Regions from separate parts of the Homo sapiens genome. Here region 2 is linked to region 1. Evidence: chromatin loops called from intact Hi-C (ENCODE). Cell type or tissue: heart right ventricle. All regions are shown on one strand. Links, peaks and the distances in the headings refer to the core of each region. The heading gives the core; the rest is flanking DNA.

Region 1 (5,394 bases), core at 186-5,185:
AGACACCGGCCTTGTTCTTTGTGGACAAAACTACTATTTGGTGTCCTAGGTCCAGTAAATGGGTCCATGCCATTTGTCTTGTTTCTCCAGGACTGGAGTCTGACTCTGGTCCTCCTGAGCCCCAAAGCGTGTGTCAGTTCTCCAGTTCCCCTCTTCCCTAACTTCTGTGATGCCAACTCTTTCTCTAGGCACCTCCATGCTAGGCCTGCTGTGCCTGCTATTAGACTCTCTTGACCCTGTGCCCTGCCCATCTGCCAAGGTATTCACCTGATATCTGATTTTCAATGACTGTCATCAGTTTGCCAAAGCTGAGACTCCCTTTATCTTGTCTGTCTGTGAGATTTGCACCAACTTACTGTCCTACCAAACATTAATTGTGAGATTGACTACAAAGGAATTCAAGAGAAGGAAGAGTACAACTTAAAAGAGTTTTAACTCCAAGAACTAAAGATTCAATGTCTCCCCGGAGCCCAGCCAAAGGAGCACTATAATGCAAGCAGAGACCTTATGAGAAAGATGACCTTAGACCAAAGGAGCAGACGCTACCCATGCTAATTTCCAACGGCTGCTAAAGAGATAATCTTTAATTCCTCTTCAGCTCAATTTAATTGAATAAGCTAGAAATGAGAAAACAAAGAAGGAAAATGCTATGAAGTTTTTAGAATATAGGCTGAAATAATGTTTTACATTTTCAAATTTCTCTTATGTACGTGCATCATTTCACCTGCCTTGTAAATATCCTGGGTGTTAGATAGGTCAAGAATGATTAAGAAAATGTGGCACATATACACCATGGAATACTATGCAGCCATAAAAAATGATGAGTTCATGTCCTTTGTAGGGACATGGATGAAATTGGAAATCATCATTCTCAGTAAACTATCGCAAGAACGAAAAACCAAACACCACATATTCTCACTCACAGGTGGGAATTGAATAATGAGAACACATGGACACAAGAAGGGGAACATCACGCTCTGGGGACTGTTGTGGGGTGGGGAGAGGTGGGAGGGATAGCATTGGGAGATATACCTAATGCTAGATGACGAGTTAGTGGGTGCAGCACACCAGCATGTCACATGTATACATATGTAACTAACCTGCACATTGTGCACATGTACCCTAAAACTTAAAGTATAATAATAAAAAAAGAATGATTATTCACCTTTGATAATAGAGAAAATTAAAAGTGAAGAGATTTCAGTTGTTTTTCCGAGGCCATAGCTCTGCTAGTAATTGGCAGAGCTGAGAAAGGACTCCAAATTCTAAAGCCAGTGTCCTTGCTTCTATGTCACATTTTTTCAATCAGTATGTACGAAGTTTAAGTAAAATGTAGCAGGCTAAAAGGGATACTTCTTCAAAGAGATTACTTCTTGCTATATTAAAATACCACGTCAATTACTTAGATTATTTTCTAATTATTTTAAAATAATGTAAAACCTTTCAGCCTCTATACAATATTGATGAAAATATTAACTTTTCTAAATATTAAAACTTTAATTGGACTGGAACTATTTTATAACACCAGTCACATGTAGCTTCTATTATAAGTCAAGAGTGTCAAATATGGCAGGAGTAACAAAAATTATGATCATCTGCTGCAGGTAGGATGGTTGGGCTTTGAGACATTCCATTTACCCGGAAAAGCAACCAAATCAACAATGTTTGAAAGTAAAAGTAGAAAAGTGGCAGCTATGAGACAGATAATCAGTCACCCAATCTATATGTGCAAACTAATAGGGAGGCCAATAGGGAAACTTTAAAGGCGTTCTAGCTGGACTTTGAGTTCCAACCCCATATCTCAAGAAGACTCAGGACTGACATGAGATTCCCCTAAATGTAGATTTCTTTCAAAGAGAAATAGCAGTTACACTTTGACCTGAAAAAATGCTGAATGATTTAATTTTTAAATTCCCCCAGAACCCCTGTTATATGGGCCTGAACATGACACTACATTATATGTTGCAAATATATTTGGCTTCATGCAGTGGCAATACTGAGGTTTCTCCAAAAACAATAAACATGTGAATCAGGACCCTCTAGAAATCTGCATTTCTTGGTATAAGGAAAGGAATTTAACTATAAATTCAAATATAGCTTTGGAACTTATTACTTTCTTATTTAATCCTAGATAATACCATTTCTTATGTTCAGGACTCCAGGCAAACATAAGAGCATGGTGATGAACCACATTTTATTCCTCTGTGTTTCTTACCCTCGCAGAGGTTCTGCCCTATCCTGCTATCTCCATTGTCCATGGGGTGATTCCAAGGGCTTTTTCTCAGCATCTTCTTTTCACCATTACAAGTATAGCTTTTGCCTTGGTTAAAATCCAGCTACTCATGAGAAGAACAAAATAACCTACCTAGTTTAGAGGATTGCAATTCAAATATCATTATTTGAGAGCTTACTGTAGGTAGAAAATATGGTGAGCAATGAGGAGGTGGTTGGAGATGAGAGCACCTGCCTTTGACTTGGGAACAAAAACATCTATAGTCAGCAAAATAATTGTGATCAAAGGATGGGGGAGGGCAGAGAGGGTGATGAATTTTCTCTGAATTTCCAGGGAAAAGCTTCCCAGAGAAGGACATTTGGGGATGTAGAGGATAAAGAGGGAAAAAACAATGGGAGAAAGACATTGCAGGCCTATAGAAAACACAGCATGAGTGACCGAAGAGAAGGCATTGGCCGGCATGAAAACTTTAAATAGTCTAGTGTAGAAGAACTGATCATGACTGGCTGAGTATCACAGGGAATGAAAGAGGAACATTGGATTGGAGCCAGCATGCTGCGGCTTAAACACCAAAGTAAAGAATCTCAACTTTAGTTTGTCAGCAAAAGAGAAACACTGAAATATTTTATGGGCGGGAAGAACATATTATGATGTGTAAAAGAGGACTCCAGTTGTGGTAGAAAATAATTTTTTAAAATATCTGTCAAATAATTTCTAAAAAAAGAAAACTTTAGTGGCTAACCTCTAAAATTATAAAGTTAAGGTGGGTTATGATTATATCTAAGTCTGCAAAATGAGCTGTCTGCCTGGATTTGCCGAAAATATGATACAGGTGTTGGAAAGAACAAAGTAATGATGGAAAATTGCTACCAAAATAGTATATTTAACAAAAAAAGGGAATTCTTCTTATAATCTTGTAAGGAAACAATAGCATGTTCCCATGAGTCAGTAAAAATATTATATTGTGCAAGATCTTCAATCTTGAAAAGTTTGAAGAGTTAGAAGAATTCAGAGAGTTTTATTGGGATTATAAAAAAATAGCTTGCCAAGCATGCAGGCAATATTTTTCCTGATTTTTTAAAATTTAGCAGTACTATTTTTTTTTTGCCTCTCAAATCACAACCAGGTCTCAAGTGCTTTATTTTCTGAAAAGTCATGAAGAAAAAGAAAATCTAGTTATTTTTCAAGATAGAGAAAATGATACTTCATATATAGCTCCTTCCTACCCCCGCGGTGATAATAGTGCTCCTTATCACACATCCTGACATTTGTGACACCAATGTATTAATGTATCTAGGGTGGAAGCCTTTACAAATGTCATAAGGTGGCTATGAATTACAAAAGTAAATAAAATACTGGAAACTACATGGGAAATTATACCACTAACAAGTATAATATCAGGATAGGAGGTGATTAAGAGAGAGAGAGAGAAAGACACCAATGTGCAAATTATTCTCCTCTCCTATGGAAATAATACTACTACTTAAAAGATTATTGAAAGAAAATTACATGAGTCATCACATACAAAGCAATTAAAGCAGGCATATAGAAAACGCTTCACAAATATTAAGTTGTCACTTATATTGCCTGATGATTGGTTCATTTTGGAGGCTTCTCTTTCTACTCTTAAGCCCAAGACCCCACATACTCTACTGCAACCAGTGTGTTTCTTTTTTCCTCCTTTCCCAATAAACCCTTAATTCCCTCTCAAAGGAGCTGACTATTAAATCTGACTCTTTTCCCCAAGCAATAGTTCAAATCCTTAAGGCTTTGTTCTCTGGCCTTTTGGATTCCTGGGCCCAGCACTTTTTCCCTATAAGAGCACAGCCCTGGTTAGATTCTTTAACACCTGAGACTCCCCTTTGAGAAGCAGTGCTGTTCATTCTCTCCGGGAGTTTCTAGTCCAGATTAAAAGCTGAGAGAGGTACATTGAAAATGAAATAATGATACATGTTAACTTATAACAGTGTAAGAGATGGAACAGGTGATCCAAATACTAATTGAGGGAAACAGATTAAAAATATCATAAAGTTTTAGAGGATGTGATCAACCAGTATGGACTCGAGATCAGGAAAAGCTGCAATGGTCTTGAAAGACAGATGGGCGTTTACAGGCTGGATAGAAAGTTTTTTTTTGGAGGAAGACTCATGACATGAACATCAACAGGAAAAAGGAATTTCACCAGGGAAAGGCACAAGACAAGAAGGCTTGGAGGCAGTGAGTAGACTACTCTGTGGACTGGCCTGGACTTAACTAGGTGTTTGCATAATGAAGCAGTGTAAAATGAGGTTGATGGGAAATGTTTAGGTTGAAAATACAGAGGTCCTTTTGTGCCCTCAGTATATTTCATAAAAGAGGATTCATCGATGATTTTAAAAGGTTATGCTAAAGTCATTTCACCAATAGGGAATCTTAAGGAAATGCACAAATTAGATTGCATAGTTCAAGATTGTAGCCAGAGATTTGAGTTCCAGTTATTTAGTTCATAAGATGATGAGAGCTATCAGCAAGGTGGTGGCTTTAGGAGGAGAAAGGGAAAGATGGATATGAGTGACACAAGCCAGGGAGAGTTGTTGGAACTTGGCAACTGAATATGGGGCAAAAAGGAAAAGGAGCCCAAAATGCCTCAGAGATTTCAGCCCCAGCGACTGAGAAAGCATGGTTCCACCAAGAAAAATGGGAGACAGCCAGGAAGGCTATTTTCCTAGTGCCATGTTGGAGTTAGATGCAATGGCAGGAATGTGGAAATCAATATTTAAGAACCTGCTTGAGATAGGGGCTGATGCTTAAAACCCAATGCTGAGTTCTATTTGAGTTCTATGTTATTCTGCCAATTAAATATATTTCTTACAATTGGAAAGAACTCCAGCATTCACATAGCTCTTCCAGTTAGAGTAATCACCATTTGACAACACCAAAGGTAGAATGGATATTTCTGCTACCATTCTATAAATGAATTAACTGATAGCCTAAGAGGTTAAATAAATTATGCAAAAGTCTGACTGTATAGGGGACAGATGAAGAATTATATTTTCTAGCATATTATAAGGATCAGAGAATCAAAGAGGTTAAGAGGATTCTAGACTCTCAGAATTGGAAACATGACTGAGCATCTCCCACTCTTGCCACGTCATCTACAATGTTGTCCGCACATGGTCTTC
Region 2 (5,394 bases), core at 157-5,156, 65 kb after region 1:
GTTCTTTAAACTATCATAATAGTAACAGAATGTCTTAGGATTTCTGCAGGCCCAATGACATTTTAGTTCAATGGGGTAATTATTACATCCAAGCTTCAAACTTGCATTTCATACTTAAGTGAATATTTATCATCACCTATTACGCACTATTAATGGAAAGAACTATTCATTTCCAATAATACATTTTATGTTTTTTATGCATAGAATGAAATTGTCCATTATTAATGAGTCTGAAAGCTCAGGCCAGTAAGCCTCTGCTTATTTTCAGGTCGTTCCTCCAAAGATGCCGTGGGTCAGATATCTGTTCATGTGGACATCACTGCCACCCCAGGAACGGGAGATCATAAAGTCACTGTAAAAGGTATACTTCTGGTCTAGATAAATCAAAACAGCCTTCTAAACTTCTGCAGCAGTACTGATATCAGCAATGTAACTTTTCTTGCATTTAAAAAAACTGCACAATTATTTTAGGGCATGCACAAAATTTCCTAATGAAACCCAAACTTTTGATTAAAAATAGAAAAATATCAATGGCACTAATGTTTAGCATGCATTATTCAAAATATATAAATACACTGATTAAATATCCAAACTTACTTTATCAGATATTTATTTTGTGGTTGGTGCCATGATATTCATTGAACACTTGCACTTTAAATATTAAGTCAGTATGTTCTTACTATTCACAAAACCTACTGCTTTTTCTATATGATTTCCAACAACTGGCTTAGAGTTCTTTACAATGAGTGGCTCAATTTGTTGGTTTTACATTGTAAAAACAGCCTGAATGCAGGGGTAATTTCAAAGATGAAATTAAAGGATTAGCATTTTGTTAACAATACGCTCGTTCTATTTTTATATTAGTCACTTCAATACCCACTTTGAGCAAAACTAGGGCTGCCCAATATATTTCAGAATTACATTACATATTGTATCTTTACATCATAAAAGTAAAATAGCTATATTTTAGAATAGATTATATACAGTAGTATATACTGTCAATTTCCTTAAATATTTTTGAAAAATGTTGCCAACGTGTGAAAGTTTAATGAATATTTTGCAGTAGTGATTTTAATTATAAGACACTTCGCTTGAGGATGAGCAAAGATATTTACACATGAGAATCTTCATTTAGTATTTTTTTTATGACGACTGAAATTTAAAAACAGCTATAATATCTAACAAGTGACTGGCTAAATATAGGATGAAATAGCCACAGAGCAAAATATTATTAGCAGTTGACAAAATATATAATGAATTAGAAAATTAGCCATGATAGACTTAAAAAAATAAAGCTATTTATAAGATTGCAACACATTATAATATCATTTTGTATATAAAGTAACTAAATATTGAAAGCATACAATCCAAAATATTGTCATTGACTGGTAAATTTATAGATTTTATCTATTTCCTGATGAGCATATCTTCATGTTCAATACGAACAACACCATGTTTTTACCAAGAGGAGGAGAGTGCTAACTTTTCATTAGTAACAGATATCATTTTAATTGCAGCTAACTAACTTTTCACCAAAGCTACACAGCTTAAAGCTGAAAGCTCCATCAGGTGTGCCTTCCAGAAAGAAAATTGTATTTTATTGTCTTGGAGTACAGTGTCTTGTCAGTGGAGTTAGGGCACTATTATTAAGTTTTGGCTTCATAAATCACTTTTAAAATTTCACTCTAAATTTCCACACATCTGTTTGCTAAAATGTGATATTTCCTTTTTTTTAGTGATTGCTATTAATGACCTAAACTGGCAGACCACAGCAATGTTCCGCCCCTTTGTGGAAGTTTGTATACTGGGACCCAACCTTGGAGACAAGAAGAGAAAACAAGGCACAAAAACAAAAAGCAACACATGGTCACCAAAGTACAATGAAACATTTCAGTTGTAAGTCATAAACCCACCTTACTTATTCTACCAGGCAATAGTTACTGTACAGCTGACCTTACTGAGGGATTTGGAGTGTGAAGGGCTAAGGAAAATGAAGAAGGCTCTGTTTTTAGTTCCCTTCCATTCATTCAATATCTGTTCAGTGCCTGCCATGTATCAGCCAATGTTATAGTCATTAGGTGTATATATCATAGGAGGTGTCTGAATCAATCTTTTGCAGTGCACTCATATAAGTTACTTTCTACAGATGAGGAGTGTATGATAAAGTCACAAATATTTGTCATATGGCATTAAATACAATATGCAGAACTATGTGGTAAGTGCTATGACTAGCTGCTTTGCCTGGGAGGTCAGGGAAGCCTCTCTGAGCATGTGACTTTTAAACTGAAACCTGTCCAAATAAAAAGCCAGGCATGGAAGAGCAGAACATTTCAGACAAAGTGAAATAAATAGCTAGTACAAGGACTCTAAGGCGAGAGCAAGTCTGGGATATTTAAGAAGCAGCACATCATAGATAAAGGAGTGAGATCCAAGTGAGGCCAAGGTACAGATAGTGTGTCACATAGGGCTTTTCAATTCTAAGTTCAATAGGTGGTCCACTGAAGGGTTTTCAAATGAACAGATGAGATTTACATCTTTATTTTGTTTGCTGTGTACAGAAATAATTATACGGTGGCAAGACCAAATATGTAAAGATCAGTTAGAAGGCTATTGCAATAGTCCAGGCAATAGCTATTAGTGACTAACCGGATCCTAGTAGGGAGATAGATGGAGAAGATTCTGTATCATGTGTGGAAAGTAGATTCTTGCCATAGGCTGGAGGTAGAACATGAAAGAGTAATTCCCGAAAACACTCAGTTTAGAGTAATTCAAAATGAGCTTACTTACAAAGGAATTTACAAAGTGGTTAAGAGTAGAGAAATTTGAGTAATCATGGGAACTGGGGCTAATAGTAACCAGGCTATTACCATACTTATGCCTGAAAAGAGGAGAGAAAGAGTCATTACTAAAATTAGGAAAGTGAAAACTTGATGTATGCTTGAAATGTATTATTGAAATACACTATTAATGGAAAGAACTATTCATTTCTTTTCAGTTTGATGTATACATTTCAAGTATACATCAAGTTTGAAATGTATACTTGAATGTATACTTACTTGCCTTGAAAGCAGCAGTGACATTCCATGAAGGGCAACAGCCTACTGGAGGCAGCCCCACAGGCAAAGAGCCAGGGAAATAAAGACTCTGACCTCACTCTCCTCACTGCCAACCTCTTGATGGGGTTCCCTTTTGGCCAAAATCTACCGGAAGCAAGAAGAAACCCTACTGAGATATAGTCCCAACAGATGAGTTTTCTATTGCAAACAGCATTCTATTGCAAACAGCAAAAAGGAGGGTGGATCCACAGGGGGAAACTGGGCGATACCTGGCACTGAATAAAATCAAAGATGATCCCTAAGTTTTTGGCATGAGGAGTTGGGAAGATAGCAATTTACCAAGATGGAAGAAGAAATGATAAAAATGTTTTAAATCTATTAATTTGGTGATGCCTGTCAGACTCTCAAGAGATGTCATTTAATTCAACAAATATAAATAATCTAACCTAGGAATGGATACATGGAGAGGTTAAGAGGCCTAGGACAAAGCCCTAAGGATTTACACGCCAATACACTCTCTTACAGGTTTTTTGTTCATGATTTCCTATAGTCGTTTCAGCACTCTGCTCTGAATATTTCACCCTCTTATCACGTATTAAAACTGAAGTATCCTACTCTATCAAAAGGGTCCTAATAGATCACATTCCCTGCCAATAAACCAGCTTACAACATTTCACTATCTACTTCAACTTACTCAAAAACCTGGACCCAACTAAAGTTTCTTGTTAGATATAACACAGTGAGCTACTTAAAGGCAGCATTTTTAATTCATGAGATCTGATTCCCATCATATTTTGCTCTTCTACTCTTATCCCCTAGACTTCCATTTTCTTTCACATTATTTCAGATTCTCCCTAAAGTACAAAGTTTAGTTACCAGTGTTTCCTGGAAATCAAAATGTTTCATCAGAAAAAAATCACCTGTAAAAGGAAGGAATTTGGAAGCTGGTACTGCTGAGGGCTAGATGTACATTCATTAGAAAATCAAGAATATGAGAATGAACAAAAATAAGGGGTGGAGGAAGACAGACTGTATCTACCATATCACCACTTGGCCTTCTTTATTATGTTGACACTAACAAGCTGTCTTAGGTGGTTGTTAGGAGAGGCCACACACTTGACAGGTCTAACTGTTACCATAGGAAAGAATCGGCATTGAATCACCAGGCTCTGCTGGAATTGATTTACTCTGGATGGAGATTTGTATCCAATTTAGCATATTGTGAATAGTGCTTGATGGGCTGTGCAGTGTATTCCCCTGAGAAAAGACTCCTAGATATAATAGCTTATTCAAGATTTGGAGGTAAAGTGCGAGGAGTAGTAACTGATATTGAAATGGGGAGGTAAAGTGCGAGTAGTAACTGATATTGAAATGGCATATAAATTCTACCAAGAGGTACCCATTACCCTGGCCTAGCCCCCATGACCCCTTTCCAACTCCACCGCACCCGCAATCAGGAGATTCTGCCTCGACTGATTAAGTGTAACATAGTATCTTAATTCCCATTTTTTTCTGTCTTTTCTATCTAGGGAAAAAGTCATTTTAACATTCGCTTTCTAAGCCAAATTTAAAGGGTTAAAATACACTGATATCCTATTTGCCAACATAATAATCAGATCCAATGTATACAGTTTTCAGCAGTATTTGAGAACCATAATGATGCCTAGTGGAAGTAAAGTTTTTGCTCAAAATTTGTATTTTTAATCCACACAGCATTCTCGGAAAGGAAAATCGACCAGGGGCTTATGAACTTCATCTCTCAGTTAAGGATTACTGCTTTGCCAGAGAAGATCGAATTATCGGAATGACAGTCATTCAGCTACAGAACATAGCAGAAAAGGGAAGCTATGGGGCATGGTATCCTCTTCTGAAAAATATCTCTATGGATGAAACTGGTTTGACTATCCTTAGAATACTCTCTCAGAGGACCAGTGATGATGTGGCTAAAGAATTTGTAAGACTTAAATCTGAAACAAGATCTACTGAAGAGAGTGCTTGAAACAAACACTGCAAGCTAAATACATAACTATAATTGTTTGACTACTGCATGCATGTGCAAATACATGGGAATGTTTAGTTCACTACATTTCAATGTTTGCCAGTACTCATGTACGATGTCTACAAGGTATGTAAAAAACCTGCTGAACTTTTATACCAATTCTGGTCTTTGGGAAATCAGTGTTCCATGAAGTGCCAAAATTATGATGTAAAGTGAAATATCAAGAACACCTTTTAACATGTTTATTTTGTTTCTTTACCCATTTCACATTCATTAAACATAATTTTTAAAAACTAGTCTTTTGAGTTTGCCCATCAGTTGTCTTTGTTAAATGAGATT

What was found. Hi-C counts contacts between places; a loop is a spot of excess contacts. Peaks named below come from ENCODE experiments on the same cell type or tissue, not always from the same donor. Only the 100,000 strongest peaks of a DNase experiment are listed, where the experiment ranks them.
Region 2: a loop joins it to region 1, with 6 times the contacts of the local background. A loop is called at or near these places in 4 of 110 quality-filtered maps.

Annotation. Positions count from the first base shown.
Region 1 is chr15:54,557,112-54,562,505 of GRCh38, forward strand. All of the region lies in intron 29 of UNC13C (unc-13 homolog C), which reads left to right. Among named protein-coding and RNA genes, the nearest start is that of UNC13C, 580 kb to the left of the region's middle. In heart right ventricle, for the core only: no CTCF peak of the experiment used is centred there; a DNase peak (open chromatin) is centred at 2,750.
Region 2 is chr15:54,622,059-54,627,452 of GRCh38, forward strand. It overlaps UNC13C (unc-13 homolog C), which reads left to right. Exons shown (of 33, transcript NM_001080534.3): 31 at 269-361; 32 at 1,737-1,896; 33 at 4,770-5,394. The coding sequence ends at 5,055. Among named protein-coding and RNA genes, the nearest start is that of RSL24D1, 570 kb to the right of the region's middle. In heart right ventricle, for the core only: no CTCF peak of the experiment used is centred there; no DNase peak of the experiment used is centred there.